2 separate regions of the Homo sapiens genome follow, and region 1 is linked to region 2. Evidence: read pairs that join two places in POLR2A ChIA-PET (ENCODE). Cell type or tissue: A673. All regions are shown on one strand. Links, peaks and the distances in the headings refer to the core of each region. The heading gives the core; the rest is flanking DNA. Region 1 overlaps PSMB5 (proteasome 20S subunit beta 5). Region 2 holds the start of OR4E2 (olfactory receptor family 4 subfamily E member 2).

What was found. Peaks named below come from ENCODE experiments on the same cell type or tissue, not always from the same donor. Only the 100,000 strongest peaks of a DNase experiment are listed, where the experiment ranks them.
Region 1: POLR2A ChIA-PET joins it to region 2 with 5 read pairs; 1 of 35 experiments calls an interaction of 5 or more read pairs at or near these places.

What each region holds. Positions count from the first base shown.
Region 1 is chr14:23,018,283-23,033,129 of GRCh38, reverse strand. PSMB5 (proteasome 20S subunit beta 5) reads left to right here. Exons shown (of 3, transcript NM_002797.5): 3 at 6,755-7,274. The coding sequence ends at 7,041. Among named protein-coding and RNA genes, the nearest start is that of PSMB5, 9.2 kb to the left of the region's middle. RefSeq lists an enhancer at 7,924-8,013. In A673, for the core only: no CTCF peak of the experiment used is centred there; DNase peaks (open chromatin) are centred at 7,459, 7,869 and 8,349; H3K4me3 peaks cover 872 bases; H3K27ac peaks cover 2,500 bases.
Region 2 is chr14:21,649,378-21,664,224 of GRCh38, reverse strand. OR4E2 (olfactory receptor family 4 subfamily E member 2) reads right to left here and starts at 10,390. Exons shown (of 4, transcript NM_001001912.3): 1 at 10,286-10,390; 2 at 7,636-7,723; 3 at 3,479-3,572. It also overlaps TRA and the pseudogene ARL6IP1P1. In A673, for the core only: no CTCF peak of the experiment used is centred there; DNase peaks (open chromatin) are centred at 6,614 and 7,024; H3K27ac peaks cover 2,401 bases.

The sequences.
Region 1 (14,847 bases), core at 6,328-8,827, 1.4 Mb before region 2:
TTCAAGACCAGCCTGGCCAACATGGCGAAACCCCATCTCTACTAAAAATACAAAAATTAGCCCGGCGTGGTGGCGGGCGCCTGTAATACCAGCTGCTCAGGAGGCTGAGGCATGAGAATTGCTTGAACCCAGGAGGTGGATGTTGCAGTGAGCAGAGATCGCGCCACTGCACTCCAGCCTGGGCGACAGAGTGAGACTCTGTCTCAAAAAAAAGAATTTAAGAATTCGTTGAAGGCCGGGCGTGGTGGCTCACTCCTGTAATCCCAGCACTTTGGGAGGCTGAGACAGTGGATCACGAGGTCAGGAGATCGAGACCATCCTGGCTAACAAGGTGAAACCCCGTCTCTACCAAAAATACAAAAAATTAGCCAGGCGTGGTGGCAGGCGCCTGTAGTCCCAGCTACTCAGGAGGCTGAGGCAGGAGAATAGTGTGAACCCAGGAGGCGGAGCTTGCAGTGAGTCGAGATGGTGCCACTGCACTCCAGCCTGGGCAACAGAGCGAGACTCTGTCTCAAAAAAAAAAACAAAAAAAAGAATTCGTTGAATCCCACATGTGGCAGTAGTGCTATTTCAAGTGTTCATTGACCATGTGTGGCTTGTGGCTACTGTATTGGACTCTAATATATGGTTGTCCCTCAAAAGTTAGTCATTTCTCTTCTGTTTTTTTCTTTTTTTCTTTTTTTGAGATGCAAAGTTTCACTCCGATCGTCCAGTCTGGCGTGTAATGGCATTGTTTCAGCTCACTACAACCTCTGCCTCCTGGGTTCAAGTGATTCTCCTGCCGCAGTCTCCCAAGTACCTGGGATTACAAGCGCCCACCAGCATGCCCAGCTAATTTTATATTTTTAGTAGAGATGGGGTTTCACCATGTTGGCCAGGCTGGTCTCGAAATCCTGACCTCAGGTGATTCACCCGCCTCAGCCTCCCAAAGTGCCAGGATTAAAGGCGTGAGCCGCTGCACCCGGCCTCTTCTCTTTTTTTCTTTAGAGAGTCTTTGGCCTAGAAGGGGCCTTTTGGGCTCCTCTCTTTTTTGAGGGGGTGGGGATGGAGTCTCGCTCTGTCGCCCCGACTGGAGTGCAGCGGCGGGATCTCAGCTCACTGCAATCTCTGCCTCCCAGGTTCAAGTGATTCTCCTGCCTCAACCTTCCATGTAGCTGAGACTACAGGCATATGCCACCATGCGCGTCTAATTTTTGTATTTTTAGTAGAGACAGGGTTTCACCATGTTGGCCAGGCTGGTCTTGAACTCCTGACCTCAGGTGATCTGCCCACCTCAGCCTGCCAAAGTGTTGAGATTACAGGAGTGAGCCATTGCGCCTAGTCCTGGGCTCATTTCTTTTATTTCTTTGCTGGTTATAATCACCCTTACAATCATGCTAGGTCCGGTTCTATCATCTCTGAAAATAAGTTCCTTAGCCTGTTTTTCCTTTCCAGCATTTAAGAAACTTGCCAGACAGTTCAACTTTGTATTTAATGTCATTTCCTCATCAGCCAGTTTTGAATTGCCCGTTTAGTAAAGTTGGAGTATAGCTAGTCACCTTCTAATTTTCCCTTCCATATGCTTAAAAATAATTATTCTTTCCTCCTTTTGATTTTGCTTCATTCATTTACCTGCTTACTAAATACCTAGTTATCTTATAGAACAATTATAGGGTACCTACCACTTTTTCACTTGCTTTCAAACGAGAATAGAAAGGGCTGTAGGGAGTATCCACTTACTACCCAATGGAGGATGAAAGGAAATTAAAAACCGGATGTGAGAGAGGAGCTCACTTTGTTACTTTGGAAATTGAGATGCTTTTCTCTGAAAGGTGGGAAAAGACAGTTCCATACATTTTACGTGATCCAGGGAAGCATTTTGGAAATGTTGCTTTGAACCTTTAGCTGGCGGATTTGTTCTAGGTGATGGAAACAGTGTAAAAGAGTACAGGGACCGGGTAACAAGGAAAATCCAGGGAGACTGAGCATCATTTAAACAGTGCCTTCTTCAAGAGGCCTTCCTGATGACCCTGTCCCATTCATTGTGAGTCAGCCCCTTGCCTCATATTACAGTTGGCCCTTGAGCAACATGGGTTTGAATCACTCAGGTCCACTTATACGCAGGTATTTTTCAACCTAATTCTGATTGAAAATACACATTCCCAGAATTTGAAACCCAAATATACAGAGGACCAATTTATTTATTTATTTATTTATTTATTTTTGAGATGGAGTTTTCCTCTTGTCACCCATGCTGGAGTGCAATGGCGCGATCTCAGTTCATTGCAACCTCCACCTCCTGGGTTCAAGTGATCTCCTGCCTCAGCCTCCCGAGTAGCTGGGATTACAGACACCCGCCACCCTGCCAGCTAACTTTTGTATTTTTAGTAGAGACAGGGTTTCACCATGTTGGCCAGGCTGGTCTTAAACTCCTGACCTCGGGTGATCCACCTGCCTCAGCCTCCCAAAGTGCTGGGTGGCGTGAGCCACCATATCTGGCCAACTTTTCATATATGCAGGTTCTGCAGGGCCAACTTTGGGACTTGAGTGTGCATAGATTTTGGTATATGCAGGGGTCTTGGGACAAATCCCCTTCATATACCAAAGGATGACTAGTTAACCCAAGGCTGAATAAGATAAATAACCTTTTTTTTTTTTTATTGAGACGGAGTCTCGCTCTGTCGCCCAGGCTGGAGTGCAGTGGTGCCATCTCTGCTCACTGCAAGCTCCGCCTCCCGGATTCACGCCATTCTCCTGCCTCAGCCTCCCGAGTAGCTGGGACTACAGGTGCCCGCCACCACGCCCGGCTAATTTTTTGTATTTTTAGTAGAGACGGGGTTTCACTGTGTTAGCCAGGATGGTCTCAATCTCCTGACCTCATGATCCACCCGCCTCGGCCTCCCAAAGTGCTGGGATTGCAGGCGTGAGCCACAGCTCCTGGCCTGATAAATACCGTTTTTAAAAGAACCAGTTGGCTGGGCATGGTGGCTCATGCCTGTAATCTCAGCACTTTGGGAGGCCGAGATGGGTGGATCACCGGAGATCAGGAGTTCGAGACCAGCCTGACCAACATGGTGGAACCTTGTCTCTACTAAAAATACAAAATTATTGGGAGGCCGAGGCGGGCGGATCACGAGGCCAGGAGATCGAGACCATCCTGGCTAACACGGTGAAACCCCATCTCTACTAAAAATACAAAAAATTAGCTGGGCGTGGTGGTGGTCGCCTGTAGTCCCAGCTACTTGGGAGGCTGAGGCAGGAGAATGGCGTGAACCCAGGAGGTGGAGCTTGCAGTGAGCTGAGATCGTGCCACTGCACTCCAGACTGGGCAACAGAGCAAGACTCCATCTCAAAAAAAAAAAATACAAAATTAGCCGGCTGTGGTGGCACATGCCTGTAATCCCAGCTACTCAGGGAGATGAGGCAGGAGAATCTCTTGAACCCTGGAGGTGCATGCCTGTAATCCCAGCTACTCAGGAGGCTGAGGCAGGAGAATCAATCACTTGAACCTGGGAGGCAGAGGTTGCAGTAAGCTGAGATTGTGCCATTGCACTCCAGCTTGGGAAACAAGAAAGAAACTTTGTCTCAAAAATCAGTCAGTCAATCAATAAATAAAAAGAACCAGTCAAATGCGGAAGGAGTTTTGAGGAGGAAGAGATTACTTATGATGGGAGGAATTGGGGAAGACTTCATGGATTGGTGGTGGTTGTCCTGGATGTAAAAAAGGGAAAGGGAACATAACAAAGAAAGGGAGGAAAGAAGCATGAGCTTTTGAGGAGTAACTGAAAGTCCAGTTTAATTGGAACTAAGTGGGTGAAGGGGAATAGTGAGCCATAAAGCCAGAAGGGTACTTTGGAACCAGATGATGACCCCCCTCTAGGCAAGAGAGCATGGCACTGGGGCTGAGGAGGGGCCAGAGAAAGGAGTAAGGTAGACATCAGAATCACCTGAACCTGAAAACCAATAAGGGCAGAGGTGCTCAAGCTGGCTTGCATTAAAATCACCTGGGGGACTTAAAAAACAAGTTCCATACCTGTTTCCCACCCCACACCAGTTATAAAAAATACCTAGGGTAAGTCCTGTGCATTTTTGAAAAAAATCTTTGTTAGATGACTCTAGTGCACAGTGAGATGTGAGAATCACTGAAACAGGAAAAAGAGTAGTGATGCTATTGGCAGAATTTCAGAAGACAGGAGGAAGCGTGGGTTTGTGGCGCACAAGAGAGATGAGTGTGGTAGGTAATGGAGAACCACTGGTATCTAAGTTTAGGAAGTTTGAATCTGTACATGATGACAAAGACATCCAGCTGGAGGGATCCAGTAGGCAGTTGGGATTGAACACTTTGTCTAAATTTTCATCTGTACCAAAAGTCAGCTAGTTTTTTCATAAAGGGCCAAATAGTAAATATTTTAGGTCTGCAGGCCTAAATCTTTGTCTCAAATACTTAACTCTGCCGGTGTTGCACAAAACAACCATAGACAGTATGGAAACAGTGGCTCTGTTCCAATAACATTTTAATTACAAAAATAAAGGCAGTTGGCCTGGCCAAACCCTGGTCTATACCAGCAATAGAAATATAATGTGAGCCATATATGTAATTTTACATTTTATACTAGCTACGCTTTTAAAATTAAAAAAAATTAATTTCAATATATTTTGTTTAACCTAATAAATCCAAAATATTATGTTAGCAGGTAGTACTAGTTCATTTCAAATGCTCAACTAGTCCTGTGTGGCTAGTGGCTACCATATGGACAGTGCAGGTCTTTACAATGTGATTACAAACTCTAGGCTTTATTATCCTCCTGTGTAAAGTATGTCTTGTTCTCCAGATAGTCTAAACTCTTTGAGTTCTGGCATTATGGAGTTTGTTTTTCTGTCACACAGGCTGCAGTGCAGTGGCATAATCACAGCTCACTGTAGCCTCAACCTCCTGGGCTCAAGTGACTGGGATTATGGGGTCTTTTGATGGGGGAGTGGGGATTATGTTTTGTTTGTTTGTTTTTTGAGACAGAGTTTCACTCTTGTTGCCCAGGCTGGAGTGCAGTGGTGCGATCTCGGCTCACTGCAAACTCCACCTCCCAGGTTCAAGTGATTCTCCTGCCTCCGCCTCCTGAGTAGCTGGGATTACAGGCATGCGCCACCACGCCTGGCTAATTTTGTATTTTTAGTAGAGACAGGGTTTCTCCATGTTGGTCAGGCTTGTCTTGAACTCCTGACCTCAGGTGACCCACCTGCCTCGGCCTCCCAAAGTGCTGGGATTACGGGTTTGAGCCACTGCGCCTGGCCGGGGATTATGTTTTAAATGTTATCTTTCACAGTGTCTGAAGTTCTGTGCTTGAAACCTAAGTCATTTGGAATGTACTTGTTTTGTGGGTGTGCTGAGAGGATCGGCAACATGGCAAGGTAGTTATTATAATATAAGGTGAGATGGGGTGGTATGTTGTAGAATCCTGGAGTCTTAATATTAAATTTTATTCCTTCAGGTTTTTTTTTTTTCCTGAAGACAGCATCTCAGTCTGTTGCCCAAGCTGGAGTGTGGTGGTGTGATTATAGCTTACTGCAGCCTGCAAGTCCTGAGCTCAAACAATCCTCCTGTTTCAACCTCCCACAGACATGCACCACCACACTCAGCTAGCTTTTAAAAAAATAATAATAATTTTATAGAAGTCCTATCTTGTATTTATGTTGGCTTCCCTGGGTTTCTCTTTTATATATATATATATTATTTTATTTATTTATTATTATTATTATTATTTTTTTTTTTTTTGAGACAAAGTCTTGCTCTGTCTCCCAGGCTGGAGTGCAGTGGCGCGATCTCGGCTCACCGCAAGCTCCGCCTCCCGGGTTTACGCCATTCTCCTGCCTCAGCCTCCTGAGTAGCTGGGACTGCAGGCGACCGCAACCACACCTGGCTAATTTTTTGTTTTTTAGTAGAGACGGGGTTTCACCGTGTTAGCCAGGATGATCTCGATCTCCTGACCTCGTGATCCACCCGCCTCGGCCTCCCAAAGTGCTGGGATTACAGGCGTTAGCCACCGCGCCTGGCCTATTTATTATATTATTTTGAGACAGCGTTTCACTCTTGTTGCCCAGGCTGGAGTGCAATGGCGCGATCTTGGCTTACCGCAACCTTTGCCTCCCAGGTTCAAGTGATTCTCCTGCATCAGCCTCCTGAGTAGCTGGGATTATAGGCATGTGCCACCACGCCTGGCAAATTTTGTATTTTTAGTAGAGATGGGGTTTCTTCATGTTGGTCAGGCTGGTCTCAAACGCCTGACCTCAGGTGATCTGCCCACCTCAGCCTCCCAAAGTGCTGGGATTACAGGCATGAGCCACCGCGCCCGGCCTATTTTTTTATTTTTTTAAATTTTATTCTAGGTTTTAAGAGAACTACTGCTGGCCGGGCGAGGTGGCTCACGCCTGTAATCCCAGCACTTTGGGAGTCCGAGAAGGGCAGATCCCCAGAGGTCAGGAGTTCAAGACCAGCCTGACCAACATGGTGAAACCCCGTCTCTACTAAAAATACAAAAATTAGCTGGGCGTGGTTACGAGCGCTTGTAATCCTAGCTACCTGGGAAACTGAGGCAGGAGAATCACTTTAACCCAGGAGGCGGAGGTTGTGGTGAGCCGAGATTGCGCCATTGCACTCTAGCTTGGGCAACAAGAGCAAAACTCCATCTCAAAAAAAAAGAACTACTGCCTTGGCATATGAATTAGATATCAAAAGGGGTGATCTTTTTTTTTTTCCTGCTAACCTCATCTCCCTTTCCAGGCCTCTACTACGTGGACAGTGAAGGGAACCGGATTTCAGGGGCCACCTTCTCTGTAGGTTCTGGCTCTGTGTATGCATATGGGGTCATGGATCGGGGCTATTCCTATGACCTGGAAGTGGAGCAGGCCTATGATCTGGCCCGTCGAGCCATCTACCAAGCCACCTACAGAGATGCCTACTCAGGAGGTGCAGTCAACCTCTACCACGTGCGGGAGGATGGCTGGATCCGAGTCTCCAGTGACAATGTGGCTGATCTACATGAGAAGTATAGTGGCTCTACCCCCTGAAAGAGGGTGGATGCAGCTGCTTGTGTTTCTTGGGGTGACTGTCATTGGTAATACGGACACAGTGACCCATCCTCCATCCTATTTATAGTGGAAGGGCCTTCAATTGTATCAGTACTTTTTTTTAAGCTCTGGCACATTGACCTCTATGTGTTACCAGTCATTAATGAGCTGCTGCAGAGGTGACTATTTGTTTTACTTTCTTGGATGTTAACATTACACTACTCACTACTCAATCTCAGCCTGTGTTGCATCTTTTGTCCACACTGTCCCTCCTCCAAGCACTTTTCAGTCAAATAAGCCAGGACAGTGGAAGGGAAGTGACTGTAATTACAGGAAACAGTGGTGTGAAGACATTGTCTAGTGAATACATTAATGTCCCCACTCATGAAGCTAATAACGGAGAAGGAGAGAGAGGCAGGGAGGAGGGAGACACTTCTCGATTTGGTTTACAAAGAGATGAAAAGTTGATGAGGTGGAAAGATGCACAGGGCTGTACCAGGCAGGGCTCCAGCGGAAAAGGCTGTCACCCTGTGGTGGGGGAAGGGAGGCTGAGGCTACATGCAGAGCGGAAGGGTGAAGAGGGTAAATCTTGACTCTTAAACCAACTGGGAAGGGAAGGCTTGGACCCTGGGAAGGGGAGGACAAAGAAGTGGCTGTGAAAGCAGTAGTAACCACAAGCTTGGTGACCCTTGTCCTTTTGGTCCTCCAGTGCATATGTGTGGAGGGGAGAGGGTAGTGATGGTGATTTTATAGCCTCCTGGTCAGGAAGCAGCACTAAATTGTCACTGGAATGTGTGGGTGGGGAAGAGGCCCTGCTGAGAGCAGAGAGATGGCTGATTTATCACACCCAGCACTGTTGGGGCTGGGGGGAGTTCCCAAGCTATGGTGGCAGCAGATGGCAAGGCCTTCTGTTAAAGAGAAGACAGGGGATAGAGGAGGTTGATGGGAGAAACCTTTAAAAAATGGGAGCGGAGGACACAAACAATACCACCTTGTATTTAGTCAGAAGGCAGAAAGTGGTTGGTGAAGGTGACAACCCAGTGTCATGTTTTGAGACTGAGAGGTTTGGAGAAGTCATTCACAGAAGAAGAGGGGGTAAACCCTCCTCTCCTGTACTGCAGCTACCTTCCCTTCCCCCTCAGCCTTGTGCAGTCTTCGTATTGATTGATGAGGGCTGTCGGCCAGGAACTGATCGAGGCTTGTTAATTGCATTTGTCAAATGCAGGGAAATTGGGAATTAGTGAAATCGGAGAAGGGGGTTTGGAAAACAAATGACTCGTGCCTAAGGAAATTTTTTGCAGGAAAGTATCTCAGGAGCCCCTGCAGTCAGGGAGCTGCTGGTGTGGACTCAGACTACATGGTTGAAATAGGCAGGAGCTGGGCGGGGCACAGTGGCTCAGGCTTGTAATCCCAGCACCAGCACTTTGGGAGACGGAGGCAGGCAGATCACTTGATGCCAGGAGTTTGAGACCAGTCTGGCCAACATGGTGAAACCTGTCTCTACTAAAAATACGAAAAATTAGCTGGGTGTGGTGGCAGGCACCTGTAATCCCAGCTACTTGGGAGGCTGAGGCAGAGGTTGCAGTGAGCCGAGATGGTGCCATTGCACTCCAGCCTGGGCAACAAAAGCAAAACTCCATCTAAAAAAAAAAAGAAAGAAAGAAATAGGCAGGACCCAAGCTACATCTTCCTTCTCGTAGACTGTTGGGAAATGGTTAGCTGCGTGAGAAGCACAGGTAGGTCATCTTCCTCCCACTTAGGACATTGGTTTGCAGATCTTAAAAAAAAAAAAGAAAAAAAAAAAAGCACTCTTAGGAGAAATCCCAATGCCTGAAAAAAAAATCAGAGGTTGAAATTGAGCTGAGAGGTCCAGAGCCTCCACTATTGAGCTTCCCCATCCAGCCACTCCCCGCAGCACCCTTTGTTAGCCCCATACACATACACAGTCCCTGGCACTTCTTGGAACCTCAAGGAACACAATTTGAACACCTCTTCCCTGGGAAATAGCCTTAAGGATAGAAAGAGAATTGAAGATTGGAATTTCCTTACATGACCCCAGAGAGCATAAGACCCCAGCTTTGGTCCATGAACAGAAAATTCATTCTGGAGAGAAGAGATGATCGTGAAACAATGCAACCCTTTGCCCTGTTTCTGTCTCACACTTTGCTTTGGCAGTGGTTTAGCTGTTTAACGGAAACACCTATTCTGCACTGGCAGAGTCCTTATGTTAGAAGAGAAAATGCATGTTCTGTTCTGGCATATCCCTGTTGATCTACCTTCCTGGGTCTTGGGTAAAAGACTCATTTAATGGAAGAGCTCGATTTGTGGTAGGTTTTTCTGGGAAGAAAGTAGAGCAGAGGTAGGGAAAAACTGCAAGTCTGTAGGCTAGTGGTATCCACCCTGTGCATTTGTGATTTCTTGCTGATGGTTACTGGGGGGAAATTGGCTTTGCAGCGATGTGTGTCTCCGCTTGTGTGGGAATGATGGATGCCGCATAGGATTGGAGAGATGTTTTTGAGTGGAGTGTACCAGTTCAGGGACTCCCATCAGATTCATTTCCCAGTACAGTCCTCTTGACAAAGGATGATGGAAAAGAAATCGCCTTAAATAGCTGGAAGATTAATTTCTCTCAGCAGTTCCCAGGCGTCCAAGGGACTGGGCTCTTTAAGTGATGTCTGACAACTTCTCTTCCCTCAACAGATAACTCAGTAACACCAAAATCTGGCTCCTCGGGGTAGGTGATGGGACTAATCTGATTAAATAGGGAGCAAATACTCCTGGAGGCCCCTTGCTTTCTCTTGCTAGCCTTCCAGCATCTGCACACCAGGCAAGGGAGGGCTGTGGGGAGTAGCAGTGCACTGTGGGGTGAGTAGAATGTTCATGAAGGAAGGTGAAAAGGTAGGTGAGGATGTGGGGGAGGAGGGAGGAAGGGCACAGTTAACGCAAATCAAAGACTGAAGGATAATAGTTACTGAGTGTTCCTCTTTAGGCAAAACCAGAAGGTCAGTGTCTCTTGATATCCTCCTCAGCTAGCAAATGAGAAAACTGTCAGAGCCATTTGGGGAGTGGAAGGTCACATCCTCCGAGGGGAAATAAAATAACTGATTTATTCTGGCCCACGGATTCTATGTGGTCTGTTAGGGGAAGGAAGAAAGAGGTGGGATGAAAAGAGAATAAAGTAGAAAAAAAAAGGTGGATGGAAATTTTGAGGGGAGCATTTCCCTTGTGTCAGGAGTAACAAGGATAGGATGATTGGGTTAGGAGAGAATCTACATGACCATATCTAATTTTCGGTGGATACATTTAGGTTTTTAATTTTCTTTTATTTTTGTTTCTTTTGTTAGATCTTCCCCTGACCTGCTCCCAGGGCTATAACAGATACGGACTTTGAAACTGTATGGAGTATAGAGCAGTGCTCTATAATTTAAAATATACATATATTGCAACCAAGCACCTCTGCTGTTTTGCGTTTGTTTCTTGTTTGTTTTTATAAATTCTAGTTTCCCTTCAGGAAGCCAGAATCATACTGGGAATGCTTTAATTATAGTGGGCAAGAGGGAGCTCAAACAGCAATCAGAACTGCCCTGATCAGCAGCTGCTGCCACCTTCTACCTGACCTGGGCCACCCCTCTTTTTCCCCCCAAGTCAGCCTCCCGTGCTCCCCAGGCGTGGCTTCAGAGCCAAGTTCTGGTTTCCAGGAGCTCTGCCCCCACTGAAGCATTTCAATAAAAAACATTTCTAAAATGTCCCCTTTGCAGTTGTTAGTGGGTCAAGCAGAAGAAATTCTACCCACGTCAGCTTCTTGGGCTTATTTGACCCAACTCATTTCTCCCAGAAGCTTTTGCCTCTGAGTTAGGTGCCAAGCTTAAGCTGGTATTTAACTCTTTATGGTCCAGATTAAGCTGTCATCAGCCATAAAGATATGACCCAGTTTATTTGAAAAGAAATAAGACACCATGGGTTCGACACGTTCTGATGCTTCCCATTACTTATCCCCGGCCCCATCTTAGGCTGTTCCTCCCTTTGCCTCGTTCCATGTTTTCTCTCTGCTCTCTCACTTTATAAAAATTCTCTTTCCTTTGCAGAGTTTAAATAAAAACCAATCAATCAATAAACCAAGGGCTGCTTATAGGCTTTACTGTAACAAGAAAAGGTTATCATTAACTGCAGGGTACCCAAAAAGCTGGTATTATAGAGGAAAACAGATGGAATGGCAGAAAGTGAACTAGAGAGAACAAGAGACAAACCAGAGACAAACAAAAGCGACTCCCAGACAGCAAGCGCGAGATTGAGCAAAGTGCAGAGGGAGATGTGAACGTGGCAGAGAAAGATGGATGGAGATATTGACAGGCAGAGCTGGACTGTGAATGGGGGCAGACAGGGAGTGGGAAAGGAGACTAAGAAGGACAGTGATAGAGAGAGTGGGCAGAAAAACAGGGAGGAAGGAAGCGGCTCGAAGCTAATGCACAGTGAAACATGTCCCCCTGGAGACAGATAATTTCTCCAGCCATACGTAATGAACACGTGCCTCTCTGTGTGTTGCCCCTGTACTGTCACAGTCACTTAAATTCTGCAAGAATCTCTCCATGTCTACACCACTTATGCGAGGTTGGAAAGAAGGTTTGGGCTCTCACAACCCCCATCTCAATCCAGCCAGGCCGAAGACAGAAAATTAGAAACCTGTGTCGTAAAAGTAACAGGGTGAGTGAGGCAGGATCACAGATCCAGTACCTTCGAAAATTTGTTTTTAGGTTCACTAAGAAGCCTTCTCTCCCCACACCTCCATACTCCCTGGCAACACACATCATACACACATAACTCATCCTCTTTTCTGCAAACATGCCTGCAGATCAGGGCCTAGGGTGCCTAAGTCAGGAGAGGGAAGCCACTACCTCCCAGGAAGACTGAGGAATAGCACATGTCAGGTAAGACGAGAAATAAGTAGGTCCAAATAGAAGTAGGTGTAGCCTACAAGGCACCAAGGTAGAGGGGATGTTTTTGCACGACCGCAGCTCTTTTCTCATTCTAGCCTCAACACCATCACTATCCCAGAGACACCTATGCACTCTAAGCCTCCCCATGCATACAGAGTTTCACACAATACACAGGCTTTTTTTCACAGCAGCTTATCTCCAGCGGTGATGTGTGGTATTGTCTGATTAGAGGGAATCCTCTGAGCACCATGGTTATGTGGGAGGGCTCATAATCACCATGTCTCCCTTGAGTCTTGAGTTTGCGCTCATAGCTTAGTCTTTAGAAAAGAAAGCAATGGAGCATTTTAAACCAACACAACATATTCAGCATAGTCCTGCATTTCCAAGCACCTCCTAAAGAGGAAAAATGCATAAAGGTGGATCAATCCAAGTGCGGTCCTTGGCTAGGGGTCAGCACTGTTCTACATCTCATTTAAACAGCCTTAGGGCCAGGTGCCATGGTTCACACCTATAATCCCAACACTTTGGGAGGCCAAGGTGGGAGGATCACTTGAGCTCAGGAGTTCAAGACCATCTGGGCAAAATAATGAGACCCCCATCTCTACAAAAGATATTAAAATTTAGCCAGGTGTGGTGGTACATACCTCTAGTACCAGCTCCTCAGGAGGCTGAAGCAAAAGGATCACTTGAACCTGGGACATGAGGCTGCAGGGAGCTGTGATCGCACCACTGCACTCCAGCCTGGGTGACAGAGTTAGACCCTGTCTCAAACAAAACAAAACAAATCAAAAAACAGCCTTAGGCATGTGCCACATCAAACAGCATCTATGTAGTGTCTCTGGTTGTTTCCTGGCATGTCTGCCTGCTTTTTCAGTTAAGCACTATAGTGTAGTTTTTACTTGTTCCCCCACAGTGTCTAGCATGCTGTTGGCTACTCAGGAAAGATATATAATAAATGTACTTTTAATAAATGAATTAATGAGGCTAGGTGCATTAGCTGACGCCTGTAATCCTAACACTTTGGGAGGCCGAGGTGGGTGGATCACTTGAGGTCAGGAGTTCGAGGCCAGCCTGGCCAACGTGGTGAAACTCTGTCTCTACTAAAATACAAAAATTAGCTGGGTGTGGTGGTGTGCACCCGTAATCCCAGCTACTTGGGAGGCTGAGGCAAGAGAATCACTTGAACTGCAGCGCAGGCTGCACTGAGCAGAGATTCCACTAGCCACTATACTCCAGCCTGGGCAACAGAGCAAGACTCCACTACAAAAAAAAAAAAAATACAGAATTAATGAATGATTGCCAGGCGCGGTGGCTCACGCCTGTAATCCCAGCACTTTGGGAGGCCGAGGCAGGCGGATCACCTGAGGTCAGGAGATCGAGACCAGCCTGGCTAACACAGTGAAACCCCATCTCTACTAAAAATACAAAAAAAAATTAGCCGGGCATGGTGGCAGGCGCCTGTAGTCCCAGCTACTCGGGAGGCTGAGGCAGGAGAATGGCGAGAACCCGGGAGGCGGAGGTTGCAGTAAGCAGAGATAGCGCCACTGCAGTCTGGCCTGGACGACAGCGAGACTCCGTCTCAAAAAAAAAAAAAAAAAAAAAAGACCAGCCTGGCCAACACGGTGAAACCTCGTCTCTACTAAAAATACAAAAATTAGCCAGGCGTGGTGGCAGGCACCTGTAGTCCCAGCTACTCGGGAGCCTGAGGCAGGAGAATCGCTTGAACCTGGGATGTGGAGGTTGCAGTGAGCCGAGATTGCGCCATTGCACTCCAGCCTGGGGAACAAGAGCGAGACTTCATCTCAAAAAAAAAAAAAAAAAAAAAAATTAATGAATGATTTCACTATGGTGTCATTTTGCCAGTGGTTCCTACCCTTCTTAGCACTGTGACTCCCATATTGTTTAATTTTAAGATGCCCTTTGCTGCTCTTAAACATACTATGGGCCAGGCACGGTGGCTCATGGCTATAATCCTAGTGCTTTGGGAGGCCAAGGCAGGTGGATCACCTAAATTCAGGAGTTAAAACCAGCCTGGCCAATATGGTGATGAAACTCTGTCTCTATTAAAAATACAAAAATCAGCCAGGTGTGGTGGCATGCGCCTGTAATCCCAGCTACTCAGAGGCTGAGGCAGGAGAATCACTTAAACCTAGGGGGCAGAGGTTGCAGTGAACCAAGATTGTACCACTTCGTTCCAGCCTGGGTGAAAGAGTGAAACTCTGTCTCAAAAAAACAAAAAAACAAAAACAAAAACAAAAAAACTATGAAACGTATATTAATTTTTAAAATTAAGACAAATTAAAATTACTTGTTTTGTGAATTTCTTTTTTTTTTTTTTGAGACAGAGTCTCGCTCTGTCGCCCAGGCAACATTGGCGCAATCTCGGCTCACTGCAATCTCTGCCTCCCAGGTTCACGCCATTCTCCTGCCTCAGCCTTCCCAGTAGCTGGGGCTACAGGCGCCCGCCACCATGCCCGCTAATTTTTGTTTTTTTTGTATTTTTTAGTAGAGACGGGGTTTCACCGTGTTAGCCAGGATGGTCTTTTTTGTTTTTTTGGGACTTTTTTTTTTTCTTTTTGACACCACTGCACTCTAGCCTGGGCGACAGAGCGACACTCCATCTCAAAAAAAAAGAAATAACATAAATGTAAAGAAGATAATGAAGAAGGCAAAGAGGAGAAAAATGAGTAGATAGATGCCAGCTATTATATGTAGAAGAAATAACAGAATTTGAAAAATCACCATTTGGCAAACCCCAATGCAAAAATAGGAAGGTGCAAGGTTGTGGAAGAACAGGATATTCACATTATCTAAGATAATCACTGTATTAGTTTGCTAAGGCTGCTATAACAAAACACCATAGTCTGAGTGG
Region 2 (14,847 bases), core at 6,071-8,570:
CACTGTTGATGGGACTGTAAATTAGTTCAACCATTGTGGAAGACAGTGTGGTGATTCCTCAAAGATCTAGAACCAGAAATACCATTTGACCCAGCAATCCCATTACTGGGTATATAACCAAAGGAAAATAAATTATTCAATTATAAAGATACATGTACATGTATGCTCATTGCAGCACTGTTTACAATAGCAAAGTCATGGAATCAGCCTAAATGCCCATCAATGATAGAATGAATAAAGAAAATGTGGTACATAACACCATGAAATATTATGCAGCCATAAAAAGGAACAAGATCATGTCCTTTGCAGGGACATGGATAGACTTGGAAGCCATTATCCTCAGCAAACTAATGCAGGAACAGAAAACCAAACATCACATGTTCCCATTTATAAGTGGGAGCTGAATAATGAGAACACGTGGACCCACTCTACACCTGTGGAGGTCTGGGCTTAATACCTGACGATCTGTGCTGTAAACCACCATGCCACACGTTTACCTATGTAACAAAACTGCACATCCTGCACACTTATCCATGAACTTAAAGGTGAAGAAAAAAATACTATTCATCCTTCACTTTGTCTTTGACTATTTCAAAGAACACTACCTTTAAGAAAACTTTCCTGACCCAGTCAAAGCCTATCTATTCCCTCTCAGGCTTCTTTTATGGTCCTTGACCTGTAAAATAAAGTAAAATAAGATGTTCATTTTTGCTCTCCACTAAATCAAAAAAAAAAAATTTTTTTCGAGACGGAGTCTTGCTCTGTTGCCCAGGCTGGAGTGCAGTGGCATGGTCTCGGCTCACTGCAAGCTCCGCCTTCCAGGTTCACACCATTCTCCTATCTCAGCCTCCCAAGTAGCTGGGACTACAGGCTCCCACCACCACACCCAGCTAATTTTTTTGTATTTTTAGTAGAGACGGGGTTTCACCATGTTAGCCAGGGTGGTCTCAATCTCCTGACCTCGTGATCCACCCACCTCGGCCTCCCAAAGTGCTGGGATTACAGGCGTGAGCCACCGCGCCCAGACTAAAATTTTTTTAAGAGTAGTAACCACACAGGACTTATCCTTTGCAGCACTTAGTAGGTGCCTTGTACACAATGGGTATGCAAAAACAATTTTTACTTGAACTGAACCTAACTTCTTAGGCAGCCTGAAAAAGAACTCAAGCCTTCCTTCACAATGGAGCTAAGAAAATACTTAAGAAACTTACTTCTTTAAATTACGTAATATGATATTATTGTATAAATACTAAAGTTATATTACCCTAACTTTTTATACTGATGGCTGGCCAAAAACTATAACCGTTGGGAAATAATTATCACAAGCCACAAAAATAATTTATATTCTTGATCCAATTATTTCACTTGTAAGCATTCAAACTATGAAAAAAGCTAAATGCAAGGAAATATTAACTATAGTATTATTTAAAATAACGTGAGGCTTACATTAGGGGTTTACATTAGGAACAGTAGTTCACAGGGCTTACATCAGGAACAATGTCATGGGGCTTACATTAGGAACAATAGTGACAAAGGCCTACCAACGTGAAAAAATATTAAACATAATGAATAAAAATGAGATAAAGCGTGTTAAACTTTCTCAATAATTTAAAATATATAATGCCAGCCAGGCGTGGTGGCTCATGCCTGTAATCCTAGCACTTTGGGAGGCCGAGGCAGGTGGATCACGAGGTCAGGAGTTCAAGACCAGCCAGACCAATATGGTGAAACCTCATCTTTACTAAAAATACAAAAATTAGCCAGGTGTAGTGGTGCATGCCTGTAATCCCAGCTACTCAGGAGGCTGAGGCAGGAGAATTGCTTGAACTGAACCAGGGAGGCAGAGGCTGCAGTGAGCCAAGATTGCACCAGTGCACTCAAGCCTGGGCAACAGAGCAAGACTCCGTCTGAAAAAAATAATAATAATAACAAAATATATAGTGCCATATAAATTATCAAAAAAAAGGTAGACGTGAAGAAAATATTGTAACATAGATAACCAAAAAAGAATACTCCTGTTATCCAAGATCTCTTAAAACTTGATAAGAAAAGACAAACGACTCAATTAAAAATGAGCAAAGATATACTTAAGTCACAGAAAAAGAACTTCAAATGACAAATAAGTATGAATAAAAATATGCTTAATTAGTAATAGATTAAAAAGAAAATCAAATACTTTTTGTCATTCATCGGATTAACAAAGATATAAGGAAAGGAGTACTCTTAACACTGCTACTAGAAGTAGGTATTATTGAGATCTTTTTGGAAAATAATCTAGCAGTGCCAATTAAAATTTTAAACACTCATACCTCTGAACCCAGCAACTTTACTTATAGGACTGTATTTTGTAGAAATAAAGAAACTGGTAACTAAAGAACTAAAGATACATGTTTAAAGACTTTTTAGTAGAATAACATACTGGAAACAAACTGAATGTTTCTCAATAGAGGACTAGATAAACACATTTTAGTACAGCCACAGTATGGAATATTATGAGCTATTAAGAATAATAATAATAATGAGTTGGATCTATATGTATAACCTAAGGCAGTGGTTCTCAATGTGGCTGCACATTAGAACCACTTAAAGAAGTTTTATAAATTTTGATACCCAGGCCTCATGCCAAACCATCAATTCAGAATTTCTGACAATTGGACCCATCAGCACTATTAATACTCCTTGGAGAGTCCAGTGTGCAGCCAAGATTACAAACTACTAATTCATGGAATGTCAATAACATATTGTTAAGCAAAAGAACCTATTATGAGTATATTACGAACCTTGAAGGAAAGAAGGCAGGGAGTGAGGAAGGGAGGGACAAAGGAATGAATGAACAAAGGAAGAAAGAAATCGAAAAAGATTTGTGTGTGTATGCATATATATTTACGCATATATGTACATGCATATGCTTCAACATATTAATATTTATACATATTCAAACATATATACATATTCATGAATTATGTTTGTATATATTTATTCCTAGAAGGACACAAGATAGTTGTTGACGAACACACATCAATTTTAACATTAGTTAATTCTAGAAGTATGGAATTGAAGGAAATGATAGGATTTTATTAATTTTTACATTATAATTCATAATTGTTCAAGTTTGTATAATAAGCATGGGTTACTTTGTTTTAAAACAAAGTATTAAAAGCATGCACAGGGAAAAGCAAGTGAGAAGAATACCCATAGCTTGTTCTTATCCTACTGCTGTTATCTTTAATTTGTTCCAATTGTATTATAAACATATAATTTTATATTCTATTTTTCACTCAGTATTATATCATAAGTGTATAACCAAGTGACATTTCATCACATATATGTATTCAAATGTGTGCACCCAGTCCATCCTTTGTGGCCATTTATGATGTTTCTAATTTCTCACTATTAAAAATAATGGTACAATCTTTCTCAACATTACAGTGAGAAATCCTATTAAAACATAGGTCAAGCTGGGTGCAGTGACACGTGCCTGTAGTCCCAAATACTCAAGAGGCTGAGGTGGAGGATCTATCGCTTAAGTCCAGAAGTTCAAGGTCTGCCTAGGCAGCACAGCGAGATGCCATCTTTAAAAAAAAAAAAAAAAATAGATCAGATTAAATCATTTCACTAATTCGAAGACTTTCGATGGCTCCCTGTTCACACATTGTAAGTGAAGTCTTTACTTTGGCCTGTAAAGCCCTCAATGACACAACTTCCCATTTCCTCTCTGACCTCGTCTCCTACCACTCTTCCTTTCAGCTCCAATCACGTTGTCCTCCTTGGTATTCCTCAAATACTCAAAACACAGTCCCACTCTGGGGCCACTGCACTGGCTGCTTCCTCTGTTTGGAATCTCTTCCCCCAGATATCCCATAATTCTGGGGTCCCCAGCACCTGGGCCACAGATGGGTACCAGGCTGCACAGCAGGAGGTGAGTGCTTCAGCATCACCACCTGAGCTCTGCCTCCTGTCAGATCAGCCTTGGCATTAAATCCTCAATCGCAAACCCTATTGTGAACTGCACATGTGAGGGATCTAGATTGTGCACTCCTTGTGAGAATCTAATGCCTGATGATGTAGGTGAAACAGTTTTATCCTGAAACCAATCGCCCCCACCCCCAGTCCATGGAAAAATTTGTCTTCCATGAAACTGGTCCCTGGTGCCAAAAAGGTTGGGGACCACTGGCATAATTAACTCCCTCACCCCCTTGATGTCTTTGCTCAAACATCACCTTCTCAACAAGGTTTATGCTGATGAACATAATATAAAACTAAAACTCACCGAGAATTCCAGCACTCCTGATCCCCTTTATCCTGATCTACCTTTTTTATTTTTTGAAAGCACTGATCACCTTCTAATATACTGTATAATTCACTTATTTAGTCTATTGTTTATTATTTTCTTTCTCCTGCTGCTAGAATATAAATTCTAAAAGGACAGGGATCTTTGTTTCGCTCTATGAATCATCCAAATTATCTAGGAAAGTATATAGAACATAGCAGTTGCTCAATACATATTTTTGAACGATTATAACTTCTCTAATATATTATTCCGTTAGGAATAGATTACTAGAAATGAGTTTACTAGCTTAAAGATTATACCTCAAAATATATTATTATCAAATTGCTTCCCAAAATATTTGCAAGATTAAATAATTCACTCATGGTCACTCAGCAACTGGCTAAAATGGAATTTGAATTTTTCAGAGCCTACGTTCTTAACCAAAGAACTAAAAGAAAAAAACATAAAATGGGATTTAAGTAGCAATAAGATCCAACTATGCACTCCCTGAAGGAAGGGAAATATCTCATTCATTTTTCTATCCACAGAGCAAAGTAACTGGCATAAAGGAAGAACTCACTGAATACTTATTGAATTAATTTTTTTAATGTTTTAAAAGTAGGACAAAGCAATCTTCCTGCCTCAGCCTCCCAGCACTTTGGAAGGCTGAGGCAAGAGGATTGCTTGAGGCCAGGAGTTCATGACCAGCCTGGGCAACATAGTGACACTGCATCTCTACAAAAATTTTAAAATTAGCTGAGTGTGGTGGCACATGTCTATAGTCCTAGCTACTCCAGAGACTGAAGCAGGAGAAACATTTAAGCTCAGGAGTTTGAGGCTGCAGTGAGCTATGATCATGCCACTGCAAGCCAGCCTGGGCAACAGATCAAGACCCTGTCTAAAAATAAAATAAATAAAATTTTTAAAGATATTTTCAAAGTAGCACTGCAAGGAAGAATTATGAAAAATCCAAAAATTTGGGGGTAAGTTGATCTGTACATCAAAATAATTACCCATTTTAAGGCAATCAGCAGAAATCTTATTTACAAAGGGGCAATTGAGCTAAAAGCACCAGAATCCCCACTAGACATCAGTATTGTGTATTGTATACTGCGTATATTAGAATTCTTCATTTAAAAAAAAAAACTGAAGGTCAATGAAATCTATCTCTTCCTGCTCTTTGTCTACCTTTTTTACCTTTCTTCCAAGAGCTCTAGAGTTCCCACAGCAGCTCCACAATGTAGACAGCAACAACTTTCCCCTTTTTGAAATCATACCTCTGAAGAGTATCGTGACTTTCCAGAGATCAGTGACCTCTACTCCCTGACCCCAGTTTCAGCCTACTCATCTTTACTTTTCATCAATGATACCTCCAACCCTATCTTTCTCTGCCTCTTGTCTCTGTTTCTACCTGATCTCTCTTTCAGCACTAAAGGCTCAATCCTTGGCAAGGACCCACTTAGAGAAGTGTTACTTAGAGAAGGCTCCTTTTGCCAAGAGGAACATGATTTTCCATCACAGTAGACCATTATCGTGTTAGCCTCAAATGGATTTGTAAAATCCAGAGCTTCCAAGGTCTTGCTTAGATGGATCTGATATAAGAGAACTGCCTATACTGATTGAATGCCAGGGCTTAAACCCTCAAGAAGAGACAAGGCAGAAGTTCATAGGAACACGCTCTAACCTTTGACAGGTTCATCTCCCTAATAAAATGGGATGCAGGTAAGCTTCAGAGGTGTTTTGTGGCTTTCCCAGCTTTTGCATGGCAAGATTGGAATTCTGTCCCAATTCTCCTGTCCCTAGGCCTTTCTATTACTCAATAGTTGGCTGCAGAGAGCTGAGTTGGATTAACTCCTAAATCCCTTTCAGCATATTAAATTTAGTTTATTTTTTAAAGATTTGATTCTTCTCTGTATATGAGGAGACCATCTACTCAGTTACCAACTAAAACTGGGAAAGAAATCTCTGAGAAAAAAAAAACTGCTGTGAAAGTTTTAGAGCTGAAGGTTGTGTAGGGTAAGAACAAAATGATGTCCTTGCTTCTGCATACATAGAAAGCATTTAGAGGCTGGGTGCAGTGGCTTATGCCTGTAATCCCAGCACTTTAGGAGGCCGAGGGGGTGGATCACCTGAGGTCGGGAGTTTGAGACCAGCCTGGCCAACATGGAGAAACCCCGTTTCTACTAAAAATACAAAATTAGCTGGGCGTGGTGGCGCATGCCTATAATCCCAGCTACTTGGGAGGCTGAGGCAGGAGAATGGCTTGAACCTGGGAGGTAGGGGTTGCAGTGAGCTGGGATCGTGCCACCGAGCTCCAGCCTGGGCAACAAGAGCAAAACTCCGTTAAAAAAAGAAAGGAAGGGAAGGGAAGGGAAGGGGGAGAGAGAGAGAGAGAGAGAGACAGACAGAAAAAGAAAGAAAGAAAGAAAGAAAGAAAAACAAAGAAAGAAGGAAGGAAGGAAGGAAGGAAGGAAGGAAGGAAGGAAGGAAGGAAGGAAGGAAGGAAGGAAGGAAAGAAAGAAGAAAGAAAGAGAAAGAAAGAAAGAAAGGAAGGAAGGAAGAAAGAAAGGAAGGAAGGAAGGAAGGAAGGAAGGAAGGAAGGAAGGAAGGAAGGAAGCATTTAACATCACAACTCCATACATTACAATGATGTAGTCATGGTGAGTTATGTCCCAAAGAGTGACCCAGGGTAAGAAATCCCAGAGGAGCAGAGCTACCAGGCCTCAACTGTAGTCCTCCAAATCTTCTCCAGAACAGCCCAAAACTAATCTGTACACTGACTTTCAGAGCACAGGTTTGCTGCGTAAGGACTTCCTTGCTCTTAGAAACAAAGACTGAATGGCCATCTGCCAGTAAAAAAGACTTCATCTTTTCAACATTCAACATTCATCCTATAATTATGTGTGAGTGTCTGCTATATTCCAGGCACTGTTCTAGGTATTCAAATCCAAAAAGCAAACAGAAGTGATGGTCTTGATCCCTTACAACCTCAAGACTCCATAACCTACGGAGTGTTCGATAACTAGGAAAAAGAAATCAGTGCTGTGGCAAACTCTAAAGGTGACAAGTCGTAACCCCAGACATCTTGAGGAATCCTGGAGGGTGTGCGTATGTGTGTTTTGTCTGTGTGTGCAGGTGCCTTCATAGGCAGCAACATGTTAAAAAAGTATTCTGATTCCTTAGACAGAAAAGAGGTTAAAACAACTCTCATAAATTAAAAGGTCTTCTATTAAACTTCTAAACACACACTTAAGTGACATATCAGACAAGTCTTGCTCAATACCAAGTACGTAATGTACATATGAGCATACATGTGCAGACCCACAAAAAGCATGACAAGCAGCGCAGGTAGTGGTAAAACTTACCAGTTTTCTCCAGTTGTGCAGGGATGCTTTAGCTAATTGTTATAAAGTTACTATAATGTTATTTCATTCACTTTTCTCATAATTGTTTCTAGAAATGAAACAGAAAAAGCAAAATCCTAAAAAACATGAAATAAAATACACTCTGATTTGGATATTAGTAACTGGCTTTCTGTTTGAACAGTTTCACCTTTTTAAGTTGTGTGTATGTGTACATGTGTGTGAGTGAGAGAGAGAGAGAGTCTCACTCTGTCACCTAGGCTGGAGTGCAGTGGCATGATCACAGCTCATTGCAGCCTCAACTTCCTGGGCTTATGCGATTCTCCCATCTCAACCTCCCAAGTAGCTGGGACTACAGGCACACACCAACCATGTCCAGCTAATTTTTTGTTTTTTTGTTCATTGCTTTTTTTTTTTTGGTTGTTTGTTTTGTTGTGTTTCTTGTTTTTTGTTTTTGGTTGGTTGGTTGGTTTTTTTGTAGAGACAGGGGCTTCGCTATGTTGCTCTGGTTGGTCTCAAATTCCTGGGCTCAAGTGATTCTCTTGCCTCAGCCTCCCAAAGTGCTGAGTTTACAGGCATGAGCCATCACGCCCAGCGGTTTCGCCTTTTTAATATTGGTCCTTGGTTTTTTTTAATCCTTTTTCTTTTCTGCAAATTTTACATTTTTCCTTTACAATACTTTGACTTTTGTCAGGCCAACTAAGACAGAACTACGTCTACTTGCCATTACCACTTTAATCAGTAACTACCATGGGCACCATTGGAACTGCATTTTAAGACGCATTCAACAAATTTTTTTATAGAAAAAAAGTATTCATTTTTAGTTCATATTAATAGAAAGCACACTTTTAGGGGATATAACTTGATACTAACATTAAGCTTAAAGTTTTGTATTAAGAAAATTTTTAAAACTTTTTTTAGGGACAGAGTCTTGCTCTGTCACCCAGGCTGTAATACAATGGTGCAATCATAGTTCCCTGTAGCTTCAAACTCCTGGACTCAAGCAATCCTCCCACTTCAGCGTTCCCAGTGGCTGGGACTACAAGCACATGCCACCATACCTGGCTAGTTTGTTGGTGTTTTGAATTTTTTTAGAGACAAGTTCTCACTATGTTTCCCAGGTTGGTCTCGAGTTCTTGGTGTCAAGCTATCCTCCCACTTCAGCCTCCTGAGTAGCCAGGATTATAGGCTGGAGCCATGGGGCCCGGTAAGAAAATACAAAAATTTTTAAGGGGTCTGTGGCAAATCAAAGCCAATTTGTCTTAGTCTATTCTTGTGCATCAGAACTAATAAATATTGTCAAATGAAAGCATATTTCCTGTCAATATACATATATAAATTTGGATTCTGCTTCTTTTTGCTCCTTTAGCCAACTCATATATTACTCTGCGTATACTTGAGCAAGTCTCTTTATTTTCATTATGGAATGCAGGTAATAATTTTATCCCTTTAATTACTATAATAGTTAATTTTCTGTGTCATCGTGGCTAGGCCATGGTACCCAGTTATTTGGTCAAACTATGATCTAGCTGTTGCTTTGAAGGTATTTTTTAGATGTGATTAATATTTATATCAGTAGACTTCAAGTAAAGCAAATTGCCCTCCATAATGTGGCGAGGCTTCATGTAATCAGTAGAAGGCCTTAAGAAAAATGACTGAGGTCCTAAGAAGAAGAAAGAATTCTATTTCCAGACTGCCTCTAGATTCAAGACTGCAACAGTAACTCCTGCTGGAATTTCCAGCCTGCAGCCCTGCTGTGAATACTTTAAACTTTCCAAACCCACAATCCACAGTCTCATAATAAATCAAGCTATCTCTGACTCTCTCTCTCTCTCTCTCTCTCTCATTTTATATATATAATGTATATACACACAGTTGACTCTTGAACAACACGGATTTGAACTGAGTCCACTTATACGCAGATTTTTTTTCAACCAAACGCAGATTGAAAATGCAGCACTCACAGGATGCAAAACCCATGTATATGGAGGGTCAACTTAGTATATACCAGTTCTGCAGGGATGACTACAGATTTGGCTATTGGTAGGGGCATCCTGGAAACCAATCCTCCCATGTATACCAAAGGACTAATTTATGTATGTGTGTGTGCATGCGTGTGTGTGTGTGTGCATCTGTGTGTGTGTGCATGCATGTGTGTGCATGCAGCGTGTGTGTGCATGTGTGTGTGTGCATGCGTGTGTGTGTGTGCATGCGTGTGTGTGTGTGCGTGCATGTGTGTAAAACCTTTGGTTCTGCTTCTCTGGAGAACTCTGACTAATATAATTACCTTCTTTGCAATGATCATCAAGATGGGACTGTGGTGAAGTTTAGGAAGACCACTGTACATTTATCACTCTCAGGAGATAAGCTTTTCTTAAAGAGCCTATTATCTCCTTTCTCCTCACCTCAGCACCCACCTTAAATAAGTAACAATAATCATGATCACATTATAAAGGTGAGGCAGGAAGAGGATAGCAAAACTCAGCATCATAAAATCAAATCAATCAACCCAGGAGCTCTATTAAGCTTAGGCTGTCTTCTAAAGTCCAAAGCAATATTCTTCAATGTATAATCAGTAACATTTGTTTATACATAAAAACTATCTATCTTATTTGTTTAAAATAAATGTTCTCAATATATATCACACACTTACCATCTACTCTGTATCTCCTCTAATGATTCCATTCGCCTCTGATACCCTATTATAGAAGCCTAGGATATAAAATCATGAAACTCAAAATTCTGCACAGGGTAAATTTTAGGCTTGAAAGCTTTGGAATTTTTACCTATCTGACACAGGATTTTGAAGTGATCATCACATGACATAACTGAACTTGCCATCAATGAATACTCGGAGGTATTATTAAAAGTTTTCCATTCCAATGCCCTTCCTGTTATTAGTCTCATTCATTTAGCCATTTAATAAGTGGACAAAAAATCCAGAAGCCTTCAAATATGGAAGAGTTCCAAACCTTTGGCAATTAGCATGACATTAGTTTGTAGAGCCACTGTAATAACCACTGCATACACACCAGGGATTCAAAGTCCATGGACAAGTGAAACCTCACCCATGAACACTAAGTAAATTGGTACCAGTCAGTGGGTACCCAGGATGCCTGATATACAGCCTCGAACTAACTTAGCTTCCAGAAGCATCTTGCTAAACACTTCCTAATTTGCCTCTTCTACTGCTTGGGCAGATGTTCAAAGCAATATCTATAAATCTATATTCTCCACACTTTACAGGTTGTCTGGGTAAGGTAATCTTTATAAGTAAGGCAAAAATATCAAAGTGTTTTATAATCAGTTTTTAAATCGCTTTTTAAATATTTTGACTATATAAAGCAAAAATATATTGTGAAATTTATAACATGTAGAAGTAAAATATATTAAAGTAATAACAAAAAGCCTGGGAGGAGAAAAACAGAAGTTTGAAAGTTTCTTATATCATACAGGAAATGATATAATATCACTTGAAGTTATACTATATTAAAGATGTATAATCTAAATTCTAGAGCAACAGCTAACATAAAGTAATATAACTAATAAGATTATAGTGAAGATGAAATAAAATTAAATACTAAAATAAAACCCAAAAACAAACATACAAAAAAACTCAATCTAGACCAAAAAGGAAAGAAAATGAACACAGAAGAAATGGGGAAAATAGAAAACAAATCACAAAATGGTAGATTTAAACCAATCATATCAATAACTACATTAGAATTTTTAAAAAAGGAAAAATAATATACCACCCTAATATTTATCAAAAAAATTTCTGGACAGGATGTTACAGAAACCTCCAACCTGGAGACACCAATATGCATAGATAACAAAAGCTCCAAGGAAAGCCCATTCCTTCTAGCCAAAGGACAAGGAAAAAGGCGGTGGCCTAACAGCAGGAAATCTTTCTGGCAATACCCTTCCTGCTCCAGCTAAACACCAACAAATAAACCACACCCCCAGGTCTCAGTCAGTGAGCAAGGAAGTTGATCTTCCACCCCACCTTCCTTCCCAATAGAAGCCACTGTGCACTCTGGTTTCCCCCTTGGTAGTGTCAGCAGGCCAAACAGGGAGCTGATCTTCCATTCCCCAGATGGCAGAAGCAGGTGGTGCTCCAGTCTCCCAGCAAGATACTGTCAGTGAGGTCCAACAATGAGCTGAGCCTCCATCTCTACCTAGCAACAATGAGGTAGAATGAGGTGCTATGAGGTGAGACAGTAAACACTCAGCTTCCCCCACCCCAATGTCAGCAATGCCCAGTGAGGAGCTGAACCTCCACACCCATCCAGTGGCCATGTAATTGAACAAAGCAATGGAAAGTAGGGCTAATCAGAGTTCCTGTTCCCACTCCCTTGTCAACAAGGACCACTGGTGAGCTAAGCCTCCACTCCTGCCATACCAACCAGGCAGGAGGTAAGTCTAGTTGGCCCTCTCCTTTCCCCTCTCCCAGCTGGCCCAGCAGAAAGCTGATCATCTCCATTCAGAGGCAATAAGGCAATGTGACTTAATGGTCCCCTTTTGGTGGGGTGGTGCCAGTGGCACCCAGCAGGAAACTGAACATATATATTCACCAAACTTTACACTACATCTCAACAGGAGAACTACCTGCTAAAAAGAAGATTAAATAAGATCCAGGTTTCCTAATAAAAAACCCATAATGTCCAGGCTACAATCAAAAATTACTTTTCATTCCAAGAATTAGGAAATCAGAACATAAATGAGAAAAGACAATCAACTGATTCAATACGAAGACGAATCAGATGCTCAAATTATTGGAAAAGGACTTTAAAACAGCTCTCACAAAAATGCTTCAATAAGTGAGTCCAGGCATGGTGGCTCATGCCTATAATCCCATCACTTTGGGAGGCTGAGGTAGGAGGATCACTTGAGCCCAGGAGTTTGAGACCAGCCTGGGCAATATAGTGAGATCCCATCTCTACAAAAAATTGAAAATCAGCTGGGCGTGGTGGTGAGTGCCTGTAGTTCCAACTACTCGGGAGGCTGAGGAAGGAGGATTTCTTAAGCCCAGGAATTTGAGGCAGCAGCTGAGTCCAGAGAACTGAAAAATACAATAACTGAAATTAAAAAGCTCTCTGGATAGATTTAATATAAAGGGGAGATGCCAGAGAACTGAATCTGTAAACTTTAAACAGATCAATAGAATTTACTCAGTTTGAAAAACAGGGAGAAAATAGACTGAAAGAAAAATGAGCAGAGTTTCAGAGACCTATGGGATAATAACAAGAGATCTAAGTTCATATCATTGGAGTTTAAGAGGAAAGAAGTGGGACTGAAAAAGTATTCAAAGAAATAATGCCTGAAAACTCCCCAAATTTGGCAAAACTATAGTGGCAGAGGTAATTGACTACTATCATGAGGATATAGAGTTGCTACTATGTAACGGGGATAGAGAGAAGTACCAATGGAACTCAGAGATGTATTGGAACATGTCTTGGTGTTTCCATGCTTGGTGATAGCAGTGAAGAGGTAATTGCATCAACCAAGGTCTGAAAAGGGTACAGTAACCAGGGGCTTGGGCCCTTCAGGGATGAAGGTCTGAGTCACCAAAGAGCAAGAAACTGAGACCAGCAGGAATGCTGAATGAGGGAGCCTAGAATGAGTGATAGAAGAGGGAGACAATAGATAACAGTGATGGTCTTGGGACCAACTGCAGCAACAACTCTACTTATCTGGCTAAATCCTCTGTTTTAGGTCTTTTTTTTTTTTTTTTTTAAGAAACTGTAATCAGCCACCACCTTGAGGAATCAATGACAGTACAAAGCAAATATAATGTTGGGTAAGAGGGTATCAAAGCAGTGGAAGGGTTGACTGACACTATCAATACCCTCCTCTGCATAACCCGTTTACATTTTCCATGGACGGCCCAACTTTCAACTGTCAGCACCTCTGTGCCTGAGGGGATCTTTCTGGCAACTGGCGCTTTCTTTGCCCATGTACATAGTAAACCCTGAATACTAGAAAATTAATATCCCTGGTAATTAATAAAATTAATATCCTTCAACCAATGGCTGACAGGAGTTGGTAAATGGAAGCCAGTCAACAAGATGACCTCAATGATCTCCATCATCTCTGGTATTCACACCACTGTGCAATCGCCTTCTACACTGTATAAGGGTGGGTCTGTGTGACCAACAGAATACAGCAGAAGTGGCCAGAATCGCCCTGTGGATCTCAGGAGGAAGGCTGAGTTGGAGGGTGGTTTGTGCTTGCTGAGACAGCACTTCAGGGATGATGGCAGAGGGAGGTAACCACGGCACCAATTTGCTGGCTGCAGAGACTGCAAGTTTAGAACAATAGCTGCAAGAATGGGGAAAAGTGATGTTGATGGTGGATAAAGTCTTATTATGGGAAAGAGCTTGGTTTTCACCTGCCATCATGGACTTGGTTTCTTTGGTGCTTCAATTATCTACTATCTAGATCCATCTGTTCTGTCTGCTGTTTCCTCTTTTGTTGTGTTTTGGTGCTTGGCTGACTACCTTGTTCCCATTCTAGCACCTAACATTTTTGGCTCCAATAAATGCACCAGCAATCAACAGCAAAAATTCCATGAAATTTGCAGCAATCTACTAAAAACTCAATGCAGAGCTATGGACTGGTGGAAACAAATCTTCGCACTGAAGGAAGAAAAGCCTGAAATGTGTTTCATGGCCATGATCATTTATCTCGCTGCAGTTGTTTGGATGGGACAGCAAGTCCACAACCTGCTTCTCAGCTACCTGACAGTGACTTTCTTACTGTTGCTTCCTCAACTAAACCAACACGGAATCATTTCAAACCACACTGGAAAGGCCAAAGGGAGATAAACAAGCTTCTCGAACAAAAAGAAAAGAAAAATGAATAATTCATCCACTTTATTCAATGTGATTAATGGCATATACATTGTCCCTAGGAACAGTTTCTGCTATACTATCCAGATACTAAAATGTTAAAGAAGTAGCTCTTTGTTCTCCCTCACTCTACCCTTAATTATTCAATAGTCTAAATCCAATGGGATAAAAGAAAAAAAAAAGAAAGAAATTCACACTTACCAAGTAAGTGTCTTCGAGTCAAATACAGTTAAAAGCATTTTTATTGGTGGTCTTACATGGATAACTCATTAGAGAGTATGACTTGTTTTGATTTTTCTCACCCAGGGTTAATGGAATTCTTACATTAAACAACTTCCTTTAAAATAATACAGTGGTGAACTTT